Regions from separate parts of the Homo sapiens genome. Here region 1 is linked to region 2. A link is a loop called in an ENCODE intact Hi-C map of the cell type or tissue named here. Cell type or tissue: mammary epithelial cell. All regions are shown on one strand. Each heading gives the region's core, and the rest is flanking DNA. Links, peaks and the distances in the headings are about the cores only.

Evidence for each region. A loop is a pair of places that touch in the nucleus more often than their neighbours do. Peaks named below come from ENCODE experiments on the same cell type or tissue, not always from the same donor. Only the 100,000 strongest peaks of a DNase experiment are listed, where the experiment ranks them.
Region 1: it touches region 2 in a loop (3-fold over the local background); 4 of 110 quality-filtered maps call a loop at or near these places.

The regions. Positions count from the first base shown.
Region 1 is chr16:81,497,343-81,505,671 of GRCh38, reverse strand. All of the region lies in intron 1 of CMIP (c-Maf inducing protein), which reads right to left. Among named protein-coding and RNA genes, the nearest start is that of MIR7854, 32 kb to the left of the region's middle. RefSeq lists enhancers at 77-146, 157-426, 7,695-7,754, 7,815-7,934, 7,851-8,329. In mammary epithelial cell, for the core only: no CTCF peak of the experiment used is centred there; DNase peaks (open chromatin) are centred at 501, 1,811, 4,711 and 5,791; H3K27ac peaks cover 6,739 bases.
Region 2 is chr16:81,719,322-81,727,650 of GRCh38, reverse strand. No RefSeq gene overlaps it. Among named protein-coding and RNA genes, the nearest start is that of PLCG2, 56 kb to the left of the region's middle. RefSeq lists a silencer at 2,805-3,053. In mammary epithelial cell, for the core only: a CTCF peak has its summit at 4,336 (motif pointing right); a DNase peak (open chromatin) is centred at 4,370.

The DNA of each region.
Region 1 (8,329 bases), core at 322-8,321, 220 kb after region 2:
GAGACTCAAAGAGAGACCCAGCTTACAAGAGGGAAATGATCTTGGCCAAAGTTTCTGTGCAGAGCTCCCTGACACTACTCATAACTTTCTTCACAGTCTGGGGAAACAGACAAGGCTTTCAGTTCCCAAACTAAGAAAGCACTAAAGCTCCAAGAGGGACCAGAAACTCGGCCCAGCAGGTCCCAGCTGAGGCTCTGGGGCTCACAGACCCCGCTGCCTTTGAAAACCAGGGTGCAAATGGACAAAACGCACAAGATCAGCAGCTCTCCAGGCGTGGGGTCTGGAGGACCAGGCCCACATGGAAGCAAGAACAGGCAGAAGCGAAACAACAACATGGCCTCCACACAGGCCCAGTTCTCTCCTTTTTCAGAACACATGAGGGATTCCACTTCCCTTCCCTCTTCACCCACCCCTATAAATTATAGGTGTGGCTACGTGACTTGTGCTGGCCAATGAACCATGAGCAGTGATGTGTGTCCTGTACAAGTGGCCACACCCCCGTCCTGCCTCCAGGACAGCAGAAGCACATGTTGAGACGGGCCCTCCATCGGCTGGGTCACTGCACGATCAGATGAGCAAGGCTCCCGACTGATGTGCCCTGGACATTTAGCATGAAGGAGAAATAAACCTCAGGTGTGTTGAGCAGCTGCGCTGCCCGTTACCGTTGCACAGCCCAGCCTCACTGGCTGATTCAAGGGGTCAAAAGAGCAGGGTCTAAAGCAGCACTTTCCAAACTGTCTGTGGGAAAAGACCCATTTTTATTTTCTTTCCAATCCACTGTAAACCAATATTTTTGAAAACTATAATGAAAATTTCATTGGAATGTCAAAATGCTAAAAGGGTTCCACACCCTCACTCTTGCTCTCCTCATTTCTCTCCCTAGAGGCTGGTAACAAGCTCTGCAGATAGGCACAGACTGGGACCACTCGTGGAATGGCACAGACCGTGGAGCACACACAGCACAGGTGGGCTGCAGGCCCACCGGCCATTTTTTCTTTTCTTTTCTTTTTTTTTTTTTTTTTTTTTTTTTGAGACGAGTCTCACTCTGTCGCCGAGGCTGGAGTGCGATGGCACAATCCTGGCTCACTGCAACCTCCATCTCCTGGGTTCAAGCGATTCTCCTGCCTCAGCCTCCCGAGTAGCTGGGATTACTGGCACCCACTACTACACCCGGCTAATTTTTGTATTTTTAGTAGAGACAGAGTTTCACCATGTTGGCCAGGGTAGTCTCAAACTTTTGACCTCAAGTGATCCACCTGCCTTGGCCTCCCAAAGTGCTAAGATTACAGGCATGAGCCATGGTGCCCAGCCCCGCTGGCCATTTTCTATTTTCTTTTTTCCTTTTTTTGAGACAGTCTCACTCTATCACCAAGGCTGAAGTGCAGTGGCATGATCTCAGCCCACTGCAACCTCTGCCTCCCGGGTTCAAGCGATTCTCCTGCCTCAGCCTCCCAAGTACTTGGGATTACTGGCGCCCACGACCACGCCAGGCTAATTTTTGTATTTTTAGTAGAGAGGGGGTTTCACCATGTGGGCCAGGCTGGTCTCAAACTTCTGACCCCAAGTGATCTGCCTCCCTCGGCCTTCCCAAGTGCTGGAATTACAGGTGTAAGCCACGGCGCCCAACCCCACTGACCTTTTTCTAACACTGGTGAAATAACTGAACCTTCCCAAGCCTCACCTCTCCATTTATAAAATGACAGTTGGCATGTGAGGATTTAAATATAAAGTCCATGGAGCACAGGGCCAGGTGTGAACACGCCCTCATTACATGTCAGCTACTCAGCCACATCCTGCCCTGTTCCCAGGTGATGACGTCTGTCACTGACAGGCCTGGTGATCCGCTCAGGGATCTGGAGGGGTGCCATGGGGTTCAGGCAACCTCAGAACAAGGCAGTGGGTTGAGATTCAGAATTCACTTCTAGACATCCACAGTGAGATAAGGTGACCAGACTGGCACCTCAATGGGGCAGAAGGCCAGGCGCGGTGGCTCAGGCCTATAATCCCAGCACCTTGGGAGGCCAGGGCAGGAGGATCGCTTGAGCTCAAGAGTTCAAGAACAACCTCAGCAACACAGAGAGACCTGTCTGTACAAAAAAATTTAAAAATTAGCCAGGTGCAGTGGCATGTATCTATGGTCCCACCTACTCGGGAGGCTGAGGTGGGAGGATGGCTTGAGCCTGGGGGGTCAAGGCTGCAGTAAGCCATAATTGTTGCCACTGCACTCCAGCCTGGGTGCACAGAGACCCTGCCTCAAAAAATAAAAATTAAAATAAAGGGATCAGAGGTATCTGGGACTAGGCAGGCGACCCAGTGATCCACTGAGACCAGGGATAACACTGACTGCTCATACCAGGGGGAAACTCTTCACCATCAAGCACCCGGCTGTCACACAGCAGAGCCACAGATGATGACCCAGGGCTGTGTTCACTCCAGAGCAGGGTAACCATGTATCCCGGTTTCCCTGGGACTGAGGGATCTCCTGGAATTCAAGACTTTCAGTATAATTGGGACAGTATTGGGCAAATCAGAACAAACTGGTCACCGTACTCCGGGGCCTGTGTTCTTTAGCTGTAATATTTAGGTTGTGCTGAACTAGGGCAGCTCTTTAATGAAACATCAACGAGGAGGCCAGAGTAGATCTCTGGCTGCTTAACAGACTGCCTGGGAAAGCCACATCCCACGACATCACGCAAACATATCTAAGGACAGAGAGACAGGGCGTGATGGATGCAGCAGCAAAGACAAAGTGATTACCCGGCATTGCAGGGACAGCAGTGGCTCCGCACAGCCTGGGGACTGGCTCTGCCCTGAGGCCTGTTCAGGAATGGAAATTTCTAAATACTGGTCACATAGCCAGAAGGCTTTTTCTTGCTTCTTTTTTTGTTTTGTTTTTTGCATTCAAACAATAGGTAATCAGAATCTGCTTAGTTAACAGCCATATTGTCATAATTTGCCAAACAAAGCAATGGGAATATGATGATAACGGTAACACTTGACATTTCTCACAAGGGCAGGTCTTGGATGTGACTTCATTTCCCAGAGCCTGCTGGCTGTCTTCTTTTGTCTGAGTCCTCCCCATCCTCGCCCAGCCATCAGCATGACGCCCAAATGCCTGGCGCACGTGACAGGCCCATGGATCGCTGAGCGAATGAGTTAATGAACGAGGACATCTCCGTTCTGCGGGTAACCCAGGCACCCCCAGGCGAGCCAGGCTGGGTGCTCTGTGGCCATGTCACCTCCCCCTCCATTGCTCACATGGAGGCAGTGCCACCATGTCCCCAGGATTGTCCTGAATACTCAATACATAAGTTGACCATGTAATCTATGAATGAAATGAAGCGTCACTGATCACTTTACTAGGACTACAAGTGTAAACTGGGACTGTCCAGGCAAAACAGGACAAGTGGTCACCTCACTGATGTAGCATCTCACCTAATCCTTGTTATGCTGCAACTGTCAGCCCAGGTCCCGGGTCCAGACTCCATGGTCTGAAGCCCAGCCCTGCCTCCTAGCAGCTGGGTACGTTACTTAACCTCTCTGGGCCTCAGTTTCCTCATCGGAGCTAGGCAGTAGCTGCCCCTTAGGGCTGCTCTGCAGACTACTCTATTTAATAGTTGCAACACTTAGAATAGGGCCTAGCATATAGTAGGCACCACTCATGTGTTGACTGAATAAAAAAGTCCTCCCATCATCCCCAGGATTGTTGCCATTTCATAAATCAGGCAAGGAAGGCACAAGGACTTAAGTCACTTGCCGGTTAGTAGCAGAATGGCTCACGCCTGTAACCCCAGCACTTTGGGAGGCCGAGGTGGGCGGATCACTTGAGGTCAGGAGTTCGAGACCAGCTTGGCCAACAGGGTGAAATCCCGACTCTACTAAAAATACAAAAATTAGCTGGGTATGGTGGCATGCACCTGTAATTCCAGCTACTCGGGAGGCTGAGGCAGGAGAATTGCGAGAACCTGGGAAGCAGAAGTTGCAGTGAGCTGAGATCACGACACTGCACTCCAGCCTGGGCGACAGAGCGAGACACCGTCTCAGAAAAAAAAAAAAAAAAAAAGAACCAGAGTCAAACCTAAGCATCAATGCCCATGCCACACCCATCCTGAGATCCTGCCCCCGACCCCACTCCACCCCCAGCTACCGCATTTTCTCTCCCCATTCAAGAATTTAGGGCTGTTCTGCAGATGACGCTATTTAATAGCGTAACCTTATAAGTCAAGTAAGAAGGAGTGCAAGGAGCCCGATACAATGCGTGGCACAGGGCACTGCCAGAGCTCCCCCTGGGGCCAAAGAGGGGCTTCAGGTCCCCTGAGGCTGTGTGGCACACGCAAAGCAGGAGGCACCAGTCCCAAAATAGGACGGGCATTTGCTGCCCGTGCGTCACAACCCAAAGTTGTTCTCCTTTTCTCTTCTTGCCAAATTACTCGATCTCAGAAATTCCTTAGCAAGACAAGACTGAAATGCAATCTCCAACCCCATCAGGCCCAGTGGAATTTCACCAACACAAATTACTGCGTTCTCCAGGAAAACGGAGGACGCTGGCCTGAAGTTTCAGATTCTCAGTAGGTCTTAGAAAGCTCCGGCACTTGAGCAGCTCCTGGAAGTGGCAGGAAGTGGTTTGCCTTTGCTTATTTTCCAAAGGATAACCACCAGATTTGCTCGTAAAAACTTGCTAACCAATTGGCAGAGGGCACCTGCGCAATCCAATGATTTCTCATATCCTGGGTTTTTCTTCTCTTGTTAGTTCAACTCGTGAGGACTTCAAAGACGCAGATGCACAAGGCTTGGCTTGGCACATGCAAAGAAGGAAGGAAAGAAAGAAGGAAGGGAGGGAGGAAGGGAAGGACAGAGAGGGAGGGAAAGGAAACAGTGGGCCGGGGAGGGCACAGTGGCTCATGCCTGTAATGCCAACACTTTGGGAGGCCAAGGTGGGTGGATCATTTGAGGTCAGGAGTTCAAGATCAGCCTGGCCAATATGGTGAAACCCAGTCTCTACTAAAAATACAAAAATTAGCTGGATGTGGTGGCACGCGCCTGTAGTCCCAGCTACTCAGGAGGCTGAGGCAGGAGAATCACTTCAACCCGGGAGGCAGAGGTTGCAGTGAGCGGAGATCGCACCACTGCACTCCAGCCTGGCGACAGAGTGAGACTCCATCTCAAAAAAAAAAAAGAAAGAAAGAAAGAAAAGGGGGAGGAAAGAAGGAGGGAGGGAGGGAGGAAGGGAGAGAGAGAGAGGGAGGGAGGGGAGGGAGGAGGGAGAGAAGGAGAGAGAGAAGGAGGAAGGGAGGAAAGGAGAGAGGAAGGGAGGAAAGGAGAGAGGGAGGGAGGGAGGGACAGAGGGAGGCAGGGAGGGAGGGAGGCAGGAAGGAAGGAAGGAAGGAAGGAAGGAAGGACGGAAGGAAGGAAGGACGGAAGGAAGGAAGGAAATTTTGATAAAGAATCAAAATTCACCAAAAGAATCGTTAAGCCACAGCCCATGGCGTCATGTTCACCGATGCTCAGGCAGGACTGCGCACCAGCTCTAAAAGTCGCCAGAGGCTGGGGCTGGCAGGACACAGAGTGAGGGAGGGAAAGAGGAGCAGAGACCAAGGAGTGGCTGAAGAAGGCCGATTGCCCCAGGGAGACTGGGTATGTTCTGCATCAGGAGAGAGAAGGAAGAAAGGGCTCCTCCAGAAGTCAGCAGCCCAAGCAAAGCAGAGGAGCCAGGTGAAGCCCAGAGTGCGTGGGGCGCCCCGGAAGGCAAGGGCAGAGGAGTTTGGATGCCTCCCATAGGGCCAAAATAGGAGAGTCTCGCCCGGGCTGACAAGCCCAGACTTGAATCTGAATGCCACAGGCAACAACTGCGAGTTGCTGGGCAGGACCGGAGCTGCCGCCCCCAAAACTGTTTCAGATTCAGAGGGCGCTGCTGGGTAAAGGAGGGGTAAAGGACTGGACGGGGAAGCTGAGTCTCCTCCACCACTTCTCAGGAAGCCTTTGGGGAGCCACCTCTGCTCCCCGGGCAGAGGCCACATGCCAGCCCAGTCTGCTAAGGACATTCCCAGATTCTTGGAGGCTGGGATGGGGGCACGTGTCCTGGGCCAGCCCAGAAGATGGATGACAAGGAAGCTACATGGGCGCCGGGACAGGCGGATGCTAAGGTGAGGAGACAGCTCAGCCAGGGCTGCCTCCCACTCAGAGGTCATCGCCAGGTCCAGATCTGTGCAGTCACTTCCCTCCCGAACTGGGCACTTGGGAGAAATCAGAGAATATCCTAGAAGGGACTCTGAAAGGGAGCTGGAGATTGGGGCGAGGCTTGGGGCACATGTGTACATGGGTGTGCAAGTGGTGTGTGTGTGCAGAGACAAGTATGTGTGCCGAGTGTCCTTCCATGCATAGGTGTGAGGCATGTGCATCCATGACCTTGAGATTGAGTGCTCATGGCCATATGTGTATACGGTGAGGGGGTGTGGCCATGCTGGGACACGTTCACAGTGTGAATGGTGCATGCATGCACACACATCTTCAACAGGCAAACAGCATCGTGTCAGGGCCAAGAGCCTGGACTGAAGCCTTGAGCACACGATCTAGCTTCTCTACACCGATCTAACTGCTCTACACCTCAGTTTCCTCATTTGTAAAATGGCGCTAATAACAGAAACTACCTCCTAGTGTTGATAGGGGGATTAAATACATTTGAATTTGTAAAGCACTCAGATGCTTGTACATGGGGTCCTACTAAATGGTATGCATGTGTGTGTTAAAAAATAAATGCATACGTGTGGGTGAGTGGTCGCACAGCTGGGAACCTGTATGTATGGAGAGGTGTGCACGGTGTAAACTAACTGGGACTGTGTGCACACGCAGGGGCAGGAAGATATGGGCTGGGTGTGCACGGATGTGCAAGAGGGAGGTGTGTCTGCCCGTTTGCAAACGTGTGGACTGTGTGTATACATGACGCCTGGGGGAGTGCATGCCAGGGCCCAGGACATGTGTGCTCAAGGACCATGGGGTGTATGCATGCACACACGTGTGTGCTCGTGGGGTATGCAAGTGTGTGCAGCCATGTTCTGGGGCACACATGTGTGGGCACCTGGGCAGGGGCATGGAGGGATGGGAGCCATGAGTCAGGTGGAAGGACCCTCTCAGAGTGAGGCGCGAGGAGCAGAGGCCTGATAACCCCCGTGAGAAAGCAGGACCACTGGGCAGAGGCAGAGTGGCCCCCTCAGAGCTGCCGAGCAGCCCCAGGGGGACTCGGTGCAGAGGTGAGGACCCAGACCAAAAAGGCCGGGGGACAAGGGCCGCATCTCACTCAGGCCTGTGCCCAGCCCCCGGCACTGGACCGTCCTCAGGAAGCTGGAAAGGAAGGAAGGAGAGAATGTGCCCAAGGGAGGGACACAGACCCCAACATGACAAGCACCATCCTCAGGTCACGTCCTGGGGCTCCACATCCATCATTTCATTGAACCTTCTTGACTGTCCTAGAAGGAGCCACGTTTTCAGACAAGGAAGCCGAGTTCTATGGTTAAAACATCTGCCCAGAGGCCCACTGCTAGGGAGCAGCAGGTTCCAACCCAGCTGGGTCTGACCTCTGTCCTCAGAGCCACCATGGTACTCTGAGAATGAATGAATGAACCAACACATGCATGCATGAATGAATGAACAGACCAACAAAGAACAATGAAAAGGAAACCGAAACTTAGTGCCCGGAAGAGGAATAAAATAAGGGAAGCACCGGAGAGTCGGCAGGCACTGCCTGGAGAAGCCTCTGGGGGGACCACAGCTGGAGCAGCAGCCATGGTGGCCTGCAGGGGACCCAGGAGCCCACGCTGCACGGGCAGAAGGAGCTTTCTTTGTAGCCCTTGAGGCTGCAGCAGCAGAGGAGGCGGCGGGGCACCTGTGTCGGCCAAGGCTCCCAGAGCACAAGCCCTGTGGCTTCACAGCAGGGCCAGGCCACTGAGCCTTTAGCACCAATTCAGAAAACCGGGATTCTGCACTCTATGCGAGTCCTGTGGGATTTGGGGTTAACAAGACCTCGGCTGCCCAGGCCCAGACACCCTCGGAGAGCCAGTCTGCCGAGGCCTGGGCATCACCGGCAAGATGGGTTATTAGAGTGACTTCTCCAAGCTGGCTGTGTCCTAAGGCCCCGTAGGGCTCAAACTAATGAAACAATGAGACAGTCGCCTTGCTTCCAGAGACCCTTCTGGGAGCCACCAGCTGGGTTCGGGGGTTGTTTAGAAACAGTTCCTAGAGACCCCTACTTATTATGAGCTCCAGCTCTAAGTGGCCTCTTGGAAAAGTGGCTCAACCTCACTGAGCCCCAAGTTCTTCCTACACAGTAACAATC
Region 2 (8,329 bases), core at 82-8,081:
CTCCTGAGTCCCCAGTGTGCCCAACACACAGTAAGTGCTCAACACATATTTTTAGATGGCCTTATTGAGGTTTAATTGACACACCGTTCAATTCACCCTTAGAAAGTGTGCACTGCAATGGTATTTAGTGTATTCAGAACTGTGCAGACATCATCATGGTCGATTTTAGAACCTTTTCATTACCCAAAAATGATACCCTGTACCTGTGGGCAGTCACCCTCCTATCCCCCATCCCCCTCAGCCCTAAGCAAGCACTAACCTACTTTCTGTTTCTATAGACACTCTGGATGTTCGTATAAATGGAATCACACATTATGTGGACTTTTGTGACTGGCCTCTTCCACTTAGCACAACTTTTTAAAGGTTCTACTTGATACATTGTGCTCAGTGAATAAATGAATGGGTGACTGGATGAATGAAAGGCTGTGAGAAGCAAAGGCAGGGCCCTCTCCTGATGGGATGATGGGCAGTGGAAACGGGGGCTCTGGATGCACTTTGGGATCCACGTCTAATAAGGATGCAGCTCTGACTGAGTCTACAACTGCCTGCCCCAGGCACATCTCTGATGGTCTGCAGCCCAAGATCAAAATTCCAGTCTCGTTGCCCAACCCCTGAGTTTAGATGTAGGTCAGATGCCCGATCCACCGCCCCTCATTCCATGAGAAGAGCTGCTTTCTGTTCTTCACACTGGCATTTTTCATTCATTCATTCATTTATTCCACGGGTGCACGGTTATGATCTACAAGTCCTTTGTAAATGAATATACTCTTATTTTAAAAAATCAATTGCAAGAGACAGATGCTGGCTCTCAATTGAGACTTTGGGGTAGACCTGGGAATCTTACCTCTGCAAGTCCATTCTGCCAGAACCCATTCCAGGAGGTCATGCCTGAGACCTTTAGTGCTTGGGGTTTGATGGGACAGTGCTCCCCGGTGGCTTGGAAAGCCTCTCCGTAAACATGCATGCTAAGTAGAAAGATTTTACCAACATGTAAATGCTGTCTCAATTCCTGCCCCCTCAGTGCCCCAATTCCTTTTCTTGTGTTTGTTTGTTTTTTGTTTTGTTTTGTTTTTGAGATGAAGTCTTGCTCCGTCGCCTAGGTTGGAGTGCAGTGGCATGATCTTGGCTCACTGCAACCTCTGCCTCCGGGGTTCAAGCAATTCTCCTGCCTCAGCCTCTCAAGTAGCTGGGACTACAGGCACCTGCCACCATGCCCGGCTAAGTTTTCTATTTTTAGTAGAGATGGGGTTTCACTGTGTTGGCCAGCCTGATCTCAAACTCCTGATCTCAAGTGATCCGCCTGCCTCAGCCTCCCAAAGTGTTGGGATTACAGGCATGAGCCACTGCACCCGGTCAGTGCCACACTCCTTATTATGTGGCCACTGCCTTGGCTACTGGTTTATAGAAATTCTAGAACTGCATTGTCTACACAGCAGCCACCAGGTATAGATGGCCGCTACTGAGCACTTGAAATGTAGCTGGTGTGAACTGAGTCGTGCTCTAAATGCAAGACACACACCAGATTTTGAGACTTAGTATGGGGGAAAAATACATAAACTATCTCATTAGTCATTTTTTATATTGACTACACATTGAAATGATAATATTTTGGATATGTGAGGTTAAATAAAATATATTGTCACAGCATTTTGGGAGGCCAAGGCAGGCGGATCACCTGAGGTCAGGAGTTTGAGACCAGCCTGGCCAACATGGTGAAACCCCATCTCTACTAAAAATACAAAAAAATTAGCCAGGTGTGGAGGTGAGCCCCTATAATCCCAGCTACTTGGGAGGCTGAGGCAGGAGAATCGCTTGAACCCAGGAGGCAGAGGTTGCAGTGAGCCGAGAACATACCATTGCATTCCAGCCTGGGTGACAAGAACGAAACTCCGTCTCAATCAAAAAAAAAAAAGGAAGGAAGGAAGGAAGGAAGGAAGAAAGAAAGAAAGAAAGAAAGAAAGAAAGAAAGAAAGAAAGAAAGAAAGAAAGAAAGAAAGGAAAGAAAGAAAGAAAATAAAATGTATTGTCAAAATTAATTTCACCTATTTCTTCTTAATTTTTAAAATGCGGCTACCATAACATTTAAATTTATCTACGTGGCTTGTCTTCTATTTCTTTTGAACAGGGGTGGCCTGGAGCATCCCCTATCTGTGATGGACACGTCTCCAGGGCTGTGAAATGCATTACTGCTATTCACAAAACAGCCCACAAGGGAATCACTGTCCCCCACCTGCCCTGCCCAGCAGTAGCCAGTGGATGGATAGGGAGAGCCCCAGAGAGGAGCTGCTTCTAGGGTAATCCTGGTCCCAGCAAGTAGCTGGGATTGCAGAGCCTCCTTCCCAGTGGATCTGAAAGCCCCTTCTCCTCCCTGGCAAATCAAAGAGGAGGAACATGCCTGGTGTTCTCGGGGCGGGGAAACAGTGCATTGCTCTTACCGGCACAGTTACAGAACAAACAGCCTAGAGAACTGTCGCCGGGTGCGAGAAGGAGTCTCTTCCATCCTGTCCTCATCCTTGTCGTTCTGCAGAGATGACCCAAAACGCTCCAGGGAAAGTTTCATGGCCCCGAAAGGCAGGTTTCAGTACAGTGATGAGTGGATCCTGCACATGGATTTGTTTGCTGACAGGCATCTCCCTGACAAATCAGAGGGAAGCTAGCCCAGGCTTCTTGGACATGCAACCTGCGCAGTCACACAGAACTGAGCTTCGAAGGGTCCTGTGCTTGGTTTAATGCTCTGCTAATGCTTTCTTAAAATTCTTAATCATTTTTTGAACAGGGAGCTTGCATTGTCACTTTACACTGGGCTCTGCAATCGACATCGCCAGCTCTGAGCCCAGGGCTGCTCCAAATTGAAAGTGCACAAGAAACACCTGAAGATCTTGTTGAAACATAGATTCTGACTCAGGAGGTCTGGGGTGAGCCCTGAAGCTCTGCATTTATCATGAGCTCTCCACAGGCCACACATTGAGCAGCAAGGCTTCTAGACCAGCGGTTTCAGCCCTGGCTGCACATGAGAATCAGTTAAGAAGCTTTTCCAAGTCACACATCCAGGCCCCATCCCAGAGTCAGCATGTTTTAAAGCTCTTCAGGTGATTCCAATGTGTAGCCAAGGCTTCTAGGGCAGCGCTTCTCAAATTCTGTGTGCACGCGAATCACCAGGAGACCTTGTTAACAATGCAGATTTGGCAAGGTGTGGTGGCTCATGTCTGTATTCCAAGCACTTTGGGAGGCCGAAGTGGGCAGATCACCTGAGGCCAGGAGTTCGAGACCAGCCTGGTCAACATGGCGAAACCCTGTCTCTACTAAAAATACAAAAAATTAGCCAGGTGTGGTGGCGGGCACCTGTAATCCCAGCTACTCAAGAGGCTGAGGCAGGAGCATTGCTTGAACCCGAGAGGCAGAGGCATAGACTGCAGTGAGCCGAGATCATGCCATTGCACTCCAGCCTGTGCAACAAGAGTGAAACTCCATCTCAAAGAAAAAAACAAAAAACAAAAAAAACCAATGCAGATTCAGGCCTGGTGTGGTGGCTCACACCTGTAACCCCAGTACTTTAGGAGTCTGAGGTGGGAGGATCGATGGGGCCCATGAGCCCAGGAGTTCAAGGCTGCAATGAGGTATGATCACTGCTTTGCACTCCAGCCTGGATGATAGAGTCAGATCGTATCTCTAAAATAAACTCGGCTGGGCACAGTGGCTCACGCCTGTAATCCCAGCACTTTGGGAAGCCAAGGCAGGCAGATCGCTTGAGACCAGGAGTTCAAGACCAGCCTGGCCAAAACGGTGAAACCTTGTCTCTACTAAAAATACAAAAAATAGCTGAATGTGGTGGTAGGTGCCTGTAGTCCCAGCTACTTGGGAGGCTGAGGCAGGAGAATCACTTGAACCTGGGAGGTGGAGGCTGCAGTGAGCCAACATTGTACTACTACACTCCAGCCTGGGTGACAGAATGAGACTCCATCTTAAAAAAAAAATAAAATAATTAAAATGCAGATTCTGATTCGTCATGTCCAGGTGGATCCTGAGACTGCATTTCTAGCAGACTCTCCCACCATACGAAGGCTGTGCATCCGTGGATCACATTTTGAGTAGCAAAGCTCTAGACTCAGTCAATTTTCTATTTCTAGTTAGTATCAGCATTGGAGTGGGGACAGAAAGGAAAGGCAACACTAGATTTTTCACGGCCTCGTCTACATGTGGATAGAGTACACTGAAAAAATAAAGTCAAATATCCTACCATGTATACACGTGCAGGTTGTGCACTGCACAAGTGTGCCACATCTATGGGAGTCTGTTCACACCATAGGTTTGTATATTTATGGTGACAGTTTTCCAGCAGATGGCAGTAGAGTGTTTTAAGAAAGGGACACAATGTTCACCCAGAGGCTTCACTAGGATGGACGAGTGTTGCTTTGATAGAAGTCAGGGTGCCACCACTCCCCATCCTGAGTCCAGACACAACAGAGGGGAGGAGCAGCCATCTTTTCATTGAAAGGAAAAATCTTGCCTGGCACAGTGGCTCACGCCTGTAATCCCAGTACTTTGGGAGGCTGAGGCAGGAGGATTGCTTGAAGCCAGGAGTTTGAGACCAGCCTGGACAATGAAGTGAGGCTCTTGTCTCTTAAAAATAAAAAATAAAAAATTAGCAAGGCATGGGGGTGTGCACCTGGAGTCCCACCTGCTCAGGAGGCTGAGGCAGGAGTATCTCTTGAGATCAGAAGCTGGAGGCTGCAGTGAGCTAAGAGGTACGATCGAACCACTGCACTGCACCCTGAGTAACAGAGCAAGACCCTATCTCAAAACAAAAACAAACAATCTTTATTGATGTTGCTTTTTTTATTGAGGTGAAATACATGAAACATAAACCATTTAACGTTTTTATTTCAGTGATGTTTAGAATATTCGCAATGTGTGCAACCACCACCTCTAGTTACAAAACATCTTCCTCATCCTAAAAGAAAACCCCACAACCACTAAGCAATCACTGCCCATTCTTCCTTCCCTCCCACCCCTGGCAAACACCAATCTGCTTTGTATCCCTATACATTTGCCCGTTTTGGATATTCCAAATGCAGAATCCTACAATATGTGGTCTTTTGTGTTTGGCTCATTTCACCTAGCATGAGGTTTTTGAAGTTCATCTGAATCATAGAATGTATCAGTATTTCATTCCTTTTTATGACCAAATAGTAGTATTCCATTGTCTATGTGTACCACATTTATATATTTATTTATTTGTGATGGACAAAATTTCTCTTTTAATTTTTTTTTTTTTTTTTCACACAGAGTTTTGCTCTTGTTGCCCAGGCTGGAGTGCAATGGGGCAATCTTGGCTCACTGCAACCTTTGCCTCACGGATTCAAGCAATTGTCCTGTCTCAGCCTCCCAAGTAGCTGGGATTACAGGCATGCACCACCATACCTGGCTAATTTTGTATTTTTAGTAGAGACGAGGTTTCTCTGTGTTGGTCAGGCTGGTCTCCAACTCCTGACCTCAGGTGATCCACCTGCCCCGGCCTCCCAAAGTGCTGGGATTACAGGTATTAGCTACCGTGACTGGCCCCTGTTTTATAATTTTATTTATTTTTTCTTATGCTTTTAAAGGCAACATAAATGGACAAAATTTTGAGTGTTTCCACTTGATGCCACTTTTTAAGATTTGATGTGCAACATATATGGTAACTTACACAAATCTGAAGAGTAGAGTTTTGTGAATGTGTAAACGTCTGTGTAGCCACAGATCAAGATGTGGAACCCAGAAGGTTCCCTCCTCCCCTTTGTATTTGTCCATTTTTACACTGCTATAAAGATACTAGCCAAGATTGGCTAATTTATAAACAAAGGAACTTTAATTGACTCACAGTTCTGCATGGCTGGGGAGGCCTCAGGAAACTTACAATCATGGCGGAAGGGGAAGCAAACACGTCCTTCTTCACAAGGTGGCAGGAGAGAGAAGAATAAATGAAAGAGGAACTTCCAAACAGTTACAAAACCATCAGTCTCATGAGAACTCACTCACTATCATAAGAACAGCATGGGCAAAACTGTTCCCATGATCCAATCGCCTCCACAAGGTTTCTCCCTCAACACCTGGGGATTACAATTCAAGATGCGATTTGGGTGGGGACACAAAGCCTAATTGTATCACCCTTCCCAGTCAATAATAATCCCCCTTACAGAGATAACCAGTGTTGTGACTTCTGTCATCATAGGTGATTTGTGCCTATTCACGAATTTCTACAAATTGAATCATACAGCAAATCCTTTGTTTCTGGCTCCTGCCACACAACATAATACTTACCCAATTAATTCATGTCATTGTGCATATCAGTCGTCGGTTCTTTTTCTCCTGTTTTGTAGAATTCCATCTTATGAATATGTCACCGTTTATGTTTTCATTCTCCCGTTAATGGAGACATTGGTATTGCTCCACTGTTTGGCTCTCCCACAGTTTGTTTATTCATTCTCCTGTCAGTGGACATTTGGGTTGCTTCCACTTTTTGGCTATTGTAACTAATGCCACTATAAACATTCTTATTTGCGTCTTCTGGTGGATGGATGAGCTCAGTGCTCTTGAGCTCTTCTCCTGCACATCCAGGAGTGAAGTTGCAGGGTCCTAGGGTAGGCATATGTTTAACTTTAGTAGGTTGGCTCTCCAAAGTGGTTGAACCCATCTATCCTCCCTTAGTGATGCATGAGAGTTTCTTTCAGCAACCACCCCCATCTCTGAAAACAATGCAAACTGGTTCTCAGGCTCCCAATGGCAGACACCTACCAGGTTGGCCAGGAGGCCCCTCTGTCACTGATGGTCCAGGAAGGTATACCTGGTGACTGTGCAGTTTTCCTGGTAGAGTCTTCCTGGCCTGCCTTGGGAAGGGCTGCCCCTTCAACCTATTCCTCTGTCTTCTAACATAGTTAGTCACTGTCTTAGTCTGGACTTCCCTAGAAGCAGACACTGAGATAAAGATTTTCATTTGAGAGTTGGTCCCAGGAAATACCAATGGGACAATGGAAAATGAGGTGGAGAAGGGAAGGAAATCCTAACAAGCCCGTGAGCACTGAGGGCAGCTGGAGATTAATCCCAGGGAGGGACCCTGGGAGCCAGAGGAGAACATGGGCCTCAGAACTCTCCACTTCCCATGAGGAGTGAGGGAGCCGGGGTATTGATACACCACCTCCCATCTGTCATTGGTTGAGGGCTGCTGCCTGGGCAGAGGTGTTAATTCTAGGCCCTTGCAGCCTGTCTTAGGAAATAAGCCAAGGAAACTGAAAGTCACCCTTGACTCCATGTGCACCCTCCCTCCGTACCAACCACCATGTGCTGCTATTTTAAGCCTGAGCTTCCCTTGAATCTGTCTATTTTCTCCACAGGGTCCAAGTCCCAGACCCACACCCATCCATTTACCAACAGTGGAGGGATCTTCCTATAGTGCCTGGCTTATAACCTTGGCTCTGTGCCCTGCTTACTGTGGGACCTTGACCAAGAGATCCAGACTTTCCTGGCTTCCACTTCCCCATCAATAAGGGGTCATATAAGCGCCTGCCTTGTAGGCATGCTAGGAATAGTACATCAGTGTAGTCCTATAAAACCCTTCCTACTGTGCCTGGTGCACAGACAGTGCTATATAAGTGTTTTGTTTTAAAAATCAGTAAAATAATTGCAACCTTTTTTTTTTTTACAATTGCACATACCTCTCAGGACAAATCCCAGACTCCTAAATATGATTCATTAGGTTTTGGCTGGTCTCACCTCCACCTTCCTCTCACAGTGTGCTGCATGATGGCCCCCAGACATACATCCACGCGGAACCCGTGAATGTGACCTTATTTGGAAAAACAGTCTTTGGGGCCTGGTGTGGTGGCTCATGCCTGTAATCTCAAAACTTAAGGAGGCTGAGGTGGGAGGATCACTTGAGCCCAGGAGTTCAAGATGAGACTGGGCAACACAGTGAGACCCCATCTCTACAAAACATTTTTAAAAATTAGCTGGACATGGTAGTGCACGCCTGTAGTCCCAGCTACTCGTGAGATTGAGGCAGGAAGATTACTTGAGCATGGGAGATTGAGGCTGCAGTGAGTCATGACTGTGCCACTATACTGTAGCCTGGGTGGCAGAGCCAGACCCAGAAAGAGAGGAGGGGAAGGGAAGAGAGGGGAAGGGAGGGGAAGGGAGGGGAAGGGAGGGGAAGGGAGGGGAGGGGAGGGGAGGGGAGGAGAGGAGAGGGGAGGAGACGGGACGGGACGGGACGAGACGAGACGAGACGGGACGAGACGAGACGAGACGAGACGAGACGAGACTGGAACTGCAAAGATTGCAGCTGTGATAAAGG